Regions from separate parts of the Homo sapiens genome. Here region 2 is linked to region 1. Evidence: chromatin loops called from intact Hi-C (ENCODE). Cell type or tissue: MCF 10A. All regions are shown on one strand. Each heading gives the region's core, and the rest is flanking DNA. Links, peaks and the distances in the headings are about the cores only. Region 1 overlaps PLUT (PDX1 associated lncRNA, upregulator of transcription). Region 2 has its middle 44 kb from the start of POLR1D.

The links. Hi-C counts contacts between places; a loop is a spot of excess contacts. Peaks named below come from ENCODE experiments on the same cell type or tissue, not always from the same donor. Only the 100,000 strongest peaks of a DNase experiment are listed, where the experiment ranks them.
Region 2: it touches region 1 in a loop (32-fold over the local background); 8 of 110 quality-filtered maps call a loop at or near these places.

The regions. Positions count from the first base shown.
Region 1 is chr13:27,823,615-27,828,992 of GRCh38, forward strand. The region is part of intron 3 of PLUT (PDX1 associated lncRNA, upregulator of transcription); the gene reads right to left. It also overlaps the pseudogene RNU6-73P. Among named protein-coding and RNA genes, the nearest start is that of GSX1, 34 kb to the left of the region's middle. RefSeq lists an enhancer at 3,250-3,749. In MCF 10A, for the core only: a CTCF peak has its summit at 3,158; DNase peaks (open chromatin) are centred at 2,857, 3,117 and 3,667.
Region 2 is chr13:27,663,194-27,668,571 of GRCh38, forward strand. It overlaps a transcript of POLR1D not described here. Among named protein-coding and RNA genes, the nearest start is that of POLR1D, 44 kb to the left of the region's middle. In MCF 10A, for the core only: a CTCF peak has its summit at 2,347 (motif pointing right); no DNase peak of the experiment used is centred there.

The sequences.
Region 1 (5,378 bases), core at 318-5,317:
CCCTGCTCCTGCCCTCAGTTCCCATTAGCTCGGTGGCTCAGAGAGAGCCCACATAACACAGGCAAACAAACAAGACCTCCAGTGGGTCTGGCTTTTTCCAGGACAGCAGAGACTCCCCTCTGATGAGGTTCATTAAGTCCTGAGTCTTTCTCTTTCTGGCCCCTAATTTTAAAAAGTAAAGTACTCACAGGGATTTTGAGAAGTGAAGGGAGACACACCCACATTTCTACATTGTGCTTCATCTATGGAATCTGGATATTTTTACCACCTCTTCCCCCAGTCTCATAGGGCTGCTGTACGGGACACCCCCATACCAGTGCCCACCCCCAAGCCCTGGGAATCTCAGACATTTATATTCATTCAACTGGTTTACCCTTAGGGATTCTCTCCTTTTCTTTTTATCCCCCAACCCCGTCCAACTCTTCCCCCAAAAAAAGTGAGGGGAAAGGAAGGCTTCTGGATTTTTATTCTTTGTTTGATTTCAGCTTCTGGCAGCCGCCACAGCTACAAGACAGATATCCCAGAGCCTGCTTCCTATTAATGGTCCTTTCTATCACACTCCTCCACCCTGCATTTTTTTTTCCTGAGTTACCACAGTGCTTTTTTTTTGTGCATAGGCAACTGAGGTGCAACTGAACTGATACCCGGAGTTTCTGGTAAATAAAAAGCAAGTAATTTATGAAAGGGACCTATGTCTTTGCACAGCCTCTGGCTTGTCGCTTGAATGAATGGCTTCCTTTGAAGTATGCCATGTCTTAGCTCATAAATGTAATCCAGCATCAAAGGTACCCAGGCCCGGTGATGCAAAACTGTTTACTCTTCATTTTGATGTATACAAAAAGATGCCCTTTATTTCCCTGGACTCCAGTGAAAGATGCAGAATAGAACCAGAGAAGCCAGCCATGGGTTGGCTTGAAAAGGCTGAGCTGGGAGAGCAGAGGCGGCTCGACTGACAAAACCCAAATGTGGACACGCATGGGTCACTGGCTAGGGGTGTTGATTGTGGAGAGCCATCCAGTCACGAAATCCATCTCGACAGTGTGTGCTGATCAATCATGACCTTGTAGCGGCAACATTTATCAGCCTGGAAGCCATGAACTTTGGTTTGCTCATTTTACTTGAACCTGACGCTACCCTTGGGGACCAATGCCACACATTCACTGTAGGATTGATGCAGAGGACACCCCAAAAGGGAAATAGGAGACTGAGTTTCCTTTGTTAAAGGGGATTATAGCCACTACGCCTGTTTAACTCTTTCCTCCCCTGGCCCTGGAACCCATCCAGCTGGGGTGGGTGTGGGTATGGGGGCTGCAGTTGGCCCTAAGCTAAACCTAACACTTTGATAACTTACATACTCAGCAAAGTAATGGCAGTTCCAGCTAGAACAGCCTGGAACGTCTCTCCATGCTGGGATTGGAGGGAAAAGTTCATTTTGGCTAATTTCAACTTTTCCACCATTAAATCTGCACCTGCAATGTCAGGGGTCACCAAATAATAAAAAGTGGCATCTTTGAAACTGCTCAGTCACGTGAAAAGGGCTGTAATTGAGTAGATTCATTCTCTGAAGCCCCATCAGAGACACACAGCTCAGGGCTGGGGGAGGGGGAGAGGTTCAGGACAGGGAGGCAGGGCCAGGAGCAAGCCAGGCTCTGGGAGGGACCCGGGAGCAATGGCAGCTTCTGATGTGGTCCCTTGCTTTTGAAATCTGAGACTAAAAATAAATAAAGATCCCACACATTCACTCCATACACACCCACATACCCACGCTGGCCTCTAGCCTTTGTGAGCAGTTTGACCTGATAAATGCGCTTGGCTGGCATCAAATAGTTCTGCTTTGACCGATCCCATTTAAATATGTGAATTAGTCATGAAGCAGGACACAGCTTGGTGAGCTTGCTAAATTGTTGGACTCTATTGAAGGAGAAGGGAGAAAAAAAGAGAAAGCCATTCAGCGTTCTCAATTAGATGGAGAGGTAAGGGCATCCCAGCCTCAGGCCACCTCTCCTCACTCACTCCCCAAGCCTGGTCTCAAGTGCAGCAGTAAAAGCCTCCCTAGGCCATGAGGCAAAGGTCACCTGGTACCATTTGGGATTATTGTTGCCAGCCTCATGGAATACAGCACCTGTGGCCTTCCATGGCACAGATTGTCTGGGCTGTCTTAGGAGGCCAGTGAGTTTCCAGGGAGGCAAGGGCCCGCTGGCACTGGGATCAATGGACATCCTATGCCTGGGCTGGCGGGGACTCCAGGTTGATGCCACCATGGGAAAGGCTAACCTGGAGCTTCTGTAGGAATAGTTCTTAACCCCAATGCCCACCACACCCTGCCCAGGAGAGAAAGGAGGAGGAAGGAAGAGAGATTGGTGAGCTCCTGGGTAACTCACTCCTCTCTAAGTACAGTCCCCTTTGCCTAGAGAATGAGACTCACAGGAAGAGTGAAGGAGGGCACCAGCAGCAGGGTCACGATGGAAGTGGCCCTCAGTGCCAGCCCAGTCTTAGCAGGAAGGAAAAACCAATCCCCAGTGTCGTGAGTTCCTTAGAAATGCCCCTGCTATGCACACATACCCAGGTCCCACCTTCACCCGCCCCGATTCCATGCTGCAAAAGAAACGTGCCTCTGAGCTTCAGCTGCTTTGTGGGATTGGGGTTGGGTGGCAGCTGGCTCCAGACGGGAAAACTGTTAAACGCCTGCTGTTTGAAAGTTCCCCTTCTTAGCTCAAGGCATTCTGCACACCCTTCTACCATGAATAGTTGCTCAAATCAGGTACTTCCTACTGCAGGTTTTGATGGAGCCAGCCCCAGCCATTCACTTTGTTAGGAAAGGATGACTAAAGAGCAGAGCCGTTAGGGGGAGCGCGTCCACTTGCTTGGTTTGCAGCATGAGATCAATGAGCCAGGAGCTCAGGATAAAATAAAGTGTCAATGTCTTTGTCTCCTTGAGGGGAAGCTTTAGGACAGAGTGCCAGGCAGGGGTGAGTGGGCCGAGGAAAGCCCAGCTCTGGGCTCCACGGACGGCACGAGGAGGTTCCCTCTCTGCAGGCGTTGGCAGTTACACCCTGGGTGTGCAGGCTCCCAGCGTCTCCTCGGAGAACTCAGGAAACTCACCAAGGCGTTCGCTGAATAGGAGTCCGGCTTTGAAACTGTGAAGTCGCAGCGCCCCCTGCCTGTGCGTGGCCGCCATAGCTAGGAAGCCTTCCCAAGTCGGGAGGACCCTCCCCAAGGAGCTCCGGAGGCTCCCCCAAAGCCGGGAGAACCTCGCACAGGCATCCAAGAGCAGCTCTGCTCCCATGGGGACCTGGAACTTATTTGGAACTCAGCAGTCCCTGCTCTTTCTTCCCTTCCTGCTCCCCCACCTACCTAAAATCCCAGGAGCTAGCAAAGGACAAAGGCTCTCCCCAGAGCTTCTGCCACACAGGGGTGCTGATGGGTGGGCTGCAGGTGGGCCTGAGCCCCTGCCCCCCTTAGCTCCGGCTGATTCTGTTTGTCGCCGACCTCAGCTGACTGGATGCTGTCATGGTGGCATGGCGATTATTATAGGCATCTCGGTTATATTACATTACGGTCTTCTCACTTTATTGAGATCATCTCAATTACTGCTCAAAGATTAGTGCAAGCTGCCATGACTCATATGCATCCGGTGTTTACTCTTACTTCATGGCCCTAGTAGTGCTGTATTGATGCCAAAGCGTGAGAGACTGTCACTTGATTACGATTTCCAAAGGCTACTGTAATGAATCTGGCCCAATTCCTGACTTGGCTTGGACAAGCCTCCTCCCTCCTCCACCCACTATCCCATTCCTAGGTTCCATTTTCACTTTAGTTCTTCTACCAGAGTTAGATGCATGTTTTCCTTAATCTTTACATTTAAAAATAAAATTAAAATGCAAAGTCGTCACATGAAAACACACTTCTCAATTTTCTTTTTTTAAATATCCCAAACATCAAAACAGTACTACTCAATAAACACCCTCATCAAGTGCTATGAATACACCAGTTGGCATCAGATGCGTCTCCCTAGACAGCAACGTTTCTGTGTCCACGGATCAACAGTCCACTTATGACAGAGCTTCCGATTCAGGCAGGCCCTGGCAGGCTAATTTCACCTCCATAATTTTATATGCAAGTTAATGCTACTCCCTGAAACTGCTCTTCCCTGAGTTCTGCCTGTCAGGGATGGAGATGGAGAAGCTATCCATAACACTTCTCTCCTCCTTAGCCCCACAGGCAACATGCCAGCCTGTCCTCCACTCTGCCTTCAAAGCATGCTCTGCGGCTGGCGACTTCCTGCCACTTGGACTGCTACCACCAGGAACCAATTTCCCATCTATCTTCAGCTCCAAGGCTCCTACCCTCACCCTGCCTCCCTCCTGTCACACCAGCCAGAAGGATCCTTGCAAACCCCACCTCAGATCATGTCAATTACTAAAAATAAATTCAGGGGCTCTCCACTGCACTCTGTAATTTGACTCAAAATTATTAGCTTGGCCCTCCAGGGTTCACCTAATCCGCCCTCTGCCTAATTCTCCAACCTTCTTTGGGGTTTCTGCTCTCCCCATTCCTGATGATCCAGCCACATGCCTCTCCTGGAATTTATGCCACCTTCCCATCTCAGAGTCATGGTTCAGCGTTTTTCACTGGTTTATTCTTATTTATCCTGCAGGCTCAGCTTTAATGTTCCTCCTGTGAGCTCACAACCTATATTATTCTTTCTCATTGCAACATGTTCTTTGCATTTACATGCAACCATTTGTGTATCTATTGTGTATGATCCCTCGGGGGCTGATACATTTTGGGACAGGAAGGAAAGCATCCTTTTGTATGAGATGTATCCCCAGTACCAAGCTCCAGGGTCAGCTGGAGTAGTTGTTGAGTTGACATGGATGGAATTGGTGAAGAAATGAATGGGCTGTATAAGGTTGACAGTATTCACTCATAAAGGTTTAGTGACTTGACTCCTGCCACACCCTCAGCAAGCAGACATGCAGTTCCTAGGTGAACTGCACCATCTGGAAGACTCCCTAGGAGAAGAAATGGGGAGAGGGGCTGCAGGAGGCAGGTTAGAAAATTCTAGAACAGTTGGTTCTCCAAGACAGAGTCCCCTTAGAGTGGGGCTGTAAAGATATGTGAGAAGCATAGTCAATGTTCACACTTGTGCTAGCTTTGGCAGCACATATACTAAAACTGAAACAATACAGAGAAGATTAGCATGGCCCCTGTGCAAGGATGACATGCAAATTCGTGAAGCGTTCCATATTTTTTAGTGGAAGCAATTTTGGAGGTAGTGGAAGCTACAATGATTTTGGCAATTACAATAATCAGTCTTCAAATTTTGGACCCATGAAGGGAGGAAATTTTGGAGGCAGAAGCTCTGGCCCCTGTGG
Region 2 (5,378 bases), core at 75-5,074, 160 kb before region 1:
AACTACTGTATCTCATTGCCCTGCCCTATTTATTAGTAGAGTGTGAATGAGCACTTGTCATCACTTCTAAAATGTGTACTGGCATGCCTGGGAGATGTCTGACTTTCAAACCCCACCTCCACCCCACCCCAGTAAACCAAGATCTCCTCAGGCCACCCTTGGCTATTTACCTAGAATAGAATCCCAGGCATAACCAACATTAAAAAACTGCATCTCTGATGTTAAAAGAGATGTAAATGCCAGTTTTCTTGTGGAATTATTCTATAAAACCATCTCATTCTCTGGCTAACTCTTTGGGTCACTATGTTGAGTCAGTGGGTTACACTAGCAGTTGGAAGATAGGTGCAGTCCCCTCTGCCTCTTGGCGTGAATGCTGCAGTTAGTAGCAGGGCTTTGCTCACCTCGAGGAAGCATTTGGTTTTAAAGATGATCTGACATTGAAAACAGCAAAATAGAGTGGAATTCACCAGTAGTTACCAAAGGTTTTGTTCTGAGATCCTGGATTACCATCACGTCTGGGAAAAGTACCCTTCCTTGTTGTTTAATGCAGAGAAGAACTGGCCAGTTTACCACCACTGAGATGGCCCACTTCAGTGAAAAGACCCCAGAATTCTTCTGTTGCTGGACATGTTTCACCAGCTACTCCTAGCCCTATATATCCAAGAGACATATGTAGTTCATTTGTCTATAAAAAAGATTTTGCTCTTGTAGTAAGCACCAGGCCACCATTGCCAAAGACAGGCCCTCTAAGCTTTTTACTCTCTGTGATGGAGGGTAGTTTTTCCTGTAGGCTGTCTGTGTTATGCTGTTTTGGAACATGCCAGTGTTTAATACTGTTCTGAATCATTGCTGAGTTTGCAACTGCAGTGGGTCAAGTGTCTTCACCAAAGCAACGCCTGCATTCAGTAGTACCCTGTCAGACCCTGCAGGAGAACTCGGCTTGCCTCTCATCACGTGCCTGTCTTCCCGCACAGGAATGTCCTAATGCCAGCGTGCCCCCAGGAGGTAGAAATGTCTTTACCTTGAGACTACTAAGGCAGCGTAATGCTGGTGTACCTTTTCTGGAAGCTCTGTGAAGCTCTATAGTTCGTACTTGCAGAACTGTTTTTTCTTTGTTTTTGCCTTTCTTCTTTGCCCTTCGTCTCATTCACTGTGGCTTCTAAACTCCAGAGCTGTCACCACCTCTGAATGTTCCCACTATTTCTGTTGCACTCCACTGTCCTTTTCTTAAATTTTCTAATTTTCCACTGTCCTTTTCTAAGTTTCTCCTTGTTCTAGTTCATTCCTTTGTCACTTTTCTGGCCTGACCATTTTTCTCAGATATTTTCTCTGTCCTTGTAGGCTCAAGAGCTACCTATTTGCAGCAGGAGGTATTTTCTTGTTTTTCTTCCTTTTACTTCCAGATTCAGTGCCATTTTGGTTTTCTGAGATGGTCTGACCTCTGTGAGTGAGGCTATGCTAATGCCTGACTGCTTATACTTCACCTGTACAGTACTAGTCCACACAATTCCTATGTGGAGTGTTGTTGGCTTGATTTTGAAGTATTGTTTGGGGTTCTCTGTAAATCAAAGTTTTATAGAAATGTGGCTATTCTACATTCGTTTTTGTTTAATACCAGCCACCCTGAATAACATGATTTTGAGAATCAGCATACTCCTAAAGTAGCCCATCATATGGCAGACACCTCAAGGCTAAGAGAAATATGAACGTTCTCATTTGTATAGGGTCATCTTTTTGAAAATGAAAGATTTATTAACACCTGAAAAAGATAATACATAGTATATAAGTAGATCTAAGCACATTAATTAGCAATTTGATTGGTTGCAGCCTCTCCTAGGTAAACTTGAATCATGAAGGTACTGAAATATATCCTGCACAGAAATTCACCAGGGCAGGAGATTGAGTAAAGTGCTCCTCCACAGAGCATAGCCTGGCATCCTGAAATAGAAGTGTAAGAATTTTTTTAAGTAAAAGATTATTGCATATTTATGGATTCTTTACACAATTTTTTTATTCTATAGTAGATCCTTTAGCTCCTGTATTTAATATACAGCAGAATATACTTTTTAGTTTCCTTGGAAAGGAACAGTTTTCACTGTCTGGTAATAAAACGCAAGATGCAATAAATTTAATCCAAAATAAGTTACAGTAAAATAGGGCACTTACTAGTTTGAAAGAAAATATTAAATGATTCTGTTAGTTCACAGTGTGGTCAATACCTGTACATATGAACTTCAGTAGGAAATTTAGTCCCAGGAAGGAAGAAAGGTTTAAAGTGTTCCAGCCAGTCTTGTCTCAAGAATTCCAATCGTCTTTTTTTTTCCTCCCTGGTACTCAGAGTTTACACTAGGTGGCATGCAAGGAAAGCTAACAAATTCAGAAACTCGATTCTGTGGGAGCAGGATTCTTTGGTACTAATCACGATAGTGGGTCCAGCTTTGGAGTTAACCATTTGATTTGTGATGGTTTTTCTTTTCTCCTCCCCACCCCAGGATGAAGTGTCCTCTTGCTAGCACCAATAAAAGATTTCTAATTAACACAATTAAAAACACATTGCCCTCTCATAAAGAGCAAGACCATGAACAAAAAGAGGGCGATAAGGAACCAGCGAAGAGCCAGGCCCAGAAAGAAGAAAACCCGAAGAAACACAGAAGCCATCCTTACAAGCACAGCTTCCGCGCTCGAGGTTCCGCCAGTTACTCCCCGCCACGAAAGCGGAGCAGCCAGGACAAGTACGAAAAGCGGTCCAACCGGCGGTGAGGCTGGAACCAGGGCCAGCCAGCCCTGCGGGCCTCCGTGCTCCTTCGGGGTGCGGTGTGCGGAGAAGGCCTGAGCTGGCAGGGCAAACACCTGAGAGTGACTTTGACATTAGGTCCTTTGTTGTTTTTAAAGAGGCTGCTGGCCACAGGCAAAAAAAATGACCTAGCAACTCTTGAGGAAACAAGTGCAAAGGAGGATGTCTTGGCAAGTTTAAGCTACTTCTGCAGTGTAGTAGACTTACATATTGTTGTTTATCTTGTTTGGAAGTGTGTTTCAAAATAAACATGTCTAGAATTTAAAGTTTTCAGAGATTGTTAAAACTGGTTCCAATTTTTTGGTCATTTCTCAGAAAAATAAAATACTTATAAATCCTATATTTTACTTTTTGGGGGTATTACATTTAAAATTTAGAAATCATCAGTCCAGTGACCATATTTATGAAAAGCTGTAGCCCTCCAAGGTCTGGGAATTTATCGAGAAGCTCTTTGATAGCTCTGCATTTGTTTTCCCTTAGGTGAACAATGTAGGAAATCCTCAAAGTGGCTTTGAATTTAATGCTCCACTTCAGTTACCAGAGGTTAAAAATGGGTTTTGTTGTTTCCTGTGCATTCTCAAACTCATTTATTAGATAGAACAATCTTTCTATATTTAATTTTTTTAATATATAGGTCTTAAGTGGTGCTTTAAAAAGAACCCTCACAAGTTAAAAATTAAGAGTTGTTTCAGTGCTAGATCTTACCAGCTAAAGACTTGTGATACCACTATATAGTATAGTTGTTCCAGAAATCTTCATTTTAAATAGAAGTGTTTACAATGCCTTTTTTCCCCCAGTATTGGTTTTCAATACCTGTTTTCATATACAATTACAAACCTTTCAAACCTGTATTCCTTCTTTATACTCAGGAAAATGTCACCAAGCACCCTCCTCCCCAGTTCACAAAAGGAAGAAGATGAAGATTCTGTCTCCCTGTTCCCCCTCCCCAGTTTTCCAAAGTGTCTGAGCATATGCCTGGCTGTCCTCAGATCATCACCATGCCACATCCCTGCTCCCTACTTCCTGGCAGCCAAGAAAAGCCCTTTCTACATGCTAGAAGGAAATACATCCAAAAAGTTAGCATTGGAGTGTTAGAAACTAGAATAGACCTCTCCGCCACCGAGCTGCTGTGTCACGCCCTCAGCCTGCTAGGGAGTGACAAGCCCAAGTCATTCTTGATCCACCCCTTCTCCCACCCCAGATCCCAGGGACTCATCCTGTGACTTTGTAACCACACTCATTCCTTTCAAACACAGAGGAGGAATTATTGCTTCATCTGACTTTATTCAAATCTAGTTATGTATTGGCCTAAATTATTTGTGCAAAATTTGAAATGTTTTTTATTTAAATATTAGAAATAGCACAAAGTCATGGAGTTTTTAAAAATTGTTATAATTAAGTAAAAATAAAGCTGAATTGTGTCATTTGTGTATGCATTCTGTATTTATTCATTATTTATTCATTTATTTTGTTTGAGAAGGAGTCTCGCTCTTTTCCCCCAGGCTGTAGTGTGATGGCACGTATCTCGGCCCACTGCAACCTCCGCCTCCTGGGTTCAAGCGATTCTCCTGCCTCAGCCTCCTGAGTAGCTGGGATTGCAGGTGTGCGCCAACATGTGCAGCTCATTTTTGTATTTTTAGTAGAGAGAGGGTTTCGCCACGTTGCCCAGGCTGGTTTCGAACTCCTGAGCTCCGGTGATCTGCCCGCCTCGGCCTGCCAAAGTGCTGGGATTACAGGCGTGGGCCACTGCACCCAGCCTTGCATTCTGTATTTATAACACACAGACAAGTTCATTATCCTTTAAAAGGGAATGACTGAAATGAACACATTTTTGTACTCAAAATTAAGGGAAGCTTTTTAGCCTAACTATACTTACCTTTCTTAAGTTGTGTTAAACGACAGTGGCCTACAAAACCATTTTCCCTTTTAAAAGCACTGTTCTATTTCAGAAAAGTTTATTGGAATCTTTAGGCTTCTATCAAGAGCAGCCATAATTTCCAGTCTAAAAATGTCAAGAGAAAATTATCTATTTTTTATTCCCTATGTATACAGTAGATGTTAGGGGAGGGATTGGTCATGAGATACATTCACCAGCCACCTCCTGTTTCTGTGGTTAACATACTGGCGCTGCCAAGAGCTCCCATCCGCCTGTGTTACTATCTGATCTCCATTGTAACTATATTTAGAGATCACAAAGCCTGGGATAGAGGTTAGAGAAACTGAATCTTAGTCCTGCCTCTGCTTCTGGCTAGCTTCAGGCCTTATCTGGGTCACTTTTCTGGACTGCATTTTTTCATCTGCAAACTAAGATGTTTGGAGTGAGTCTTTAACTTTCAATAGGTAAAGAAAGAAGTGCAAATAGCCCTAAATTTTAGGAACTGCGTTCCATGCTTCCACTAGAAACCATTAAGACTTAAACACAAATGCAACTTGACATAATTTTTTGTTTTATCTCATGTTAGAAAACAGCCTGTAAGAAATATAAGCAAAAAGCTATGGTTCCTAGCCATATCTGGTCACCTATTGGTGGCTAGTCTTTCTGAATCGCCCATTTATGAAGGGGGAGGGACTTAGGGTAGGTCCC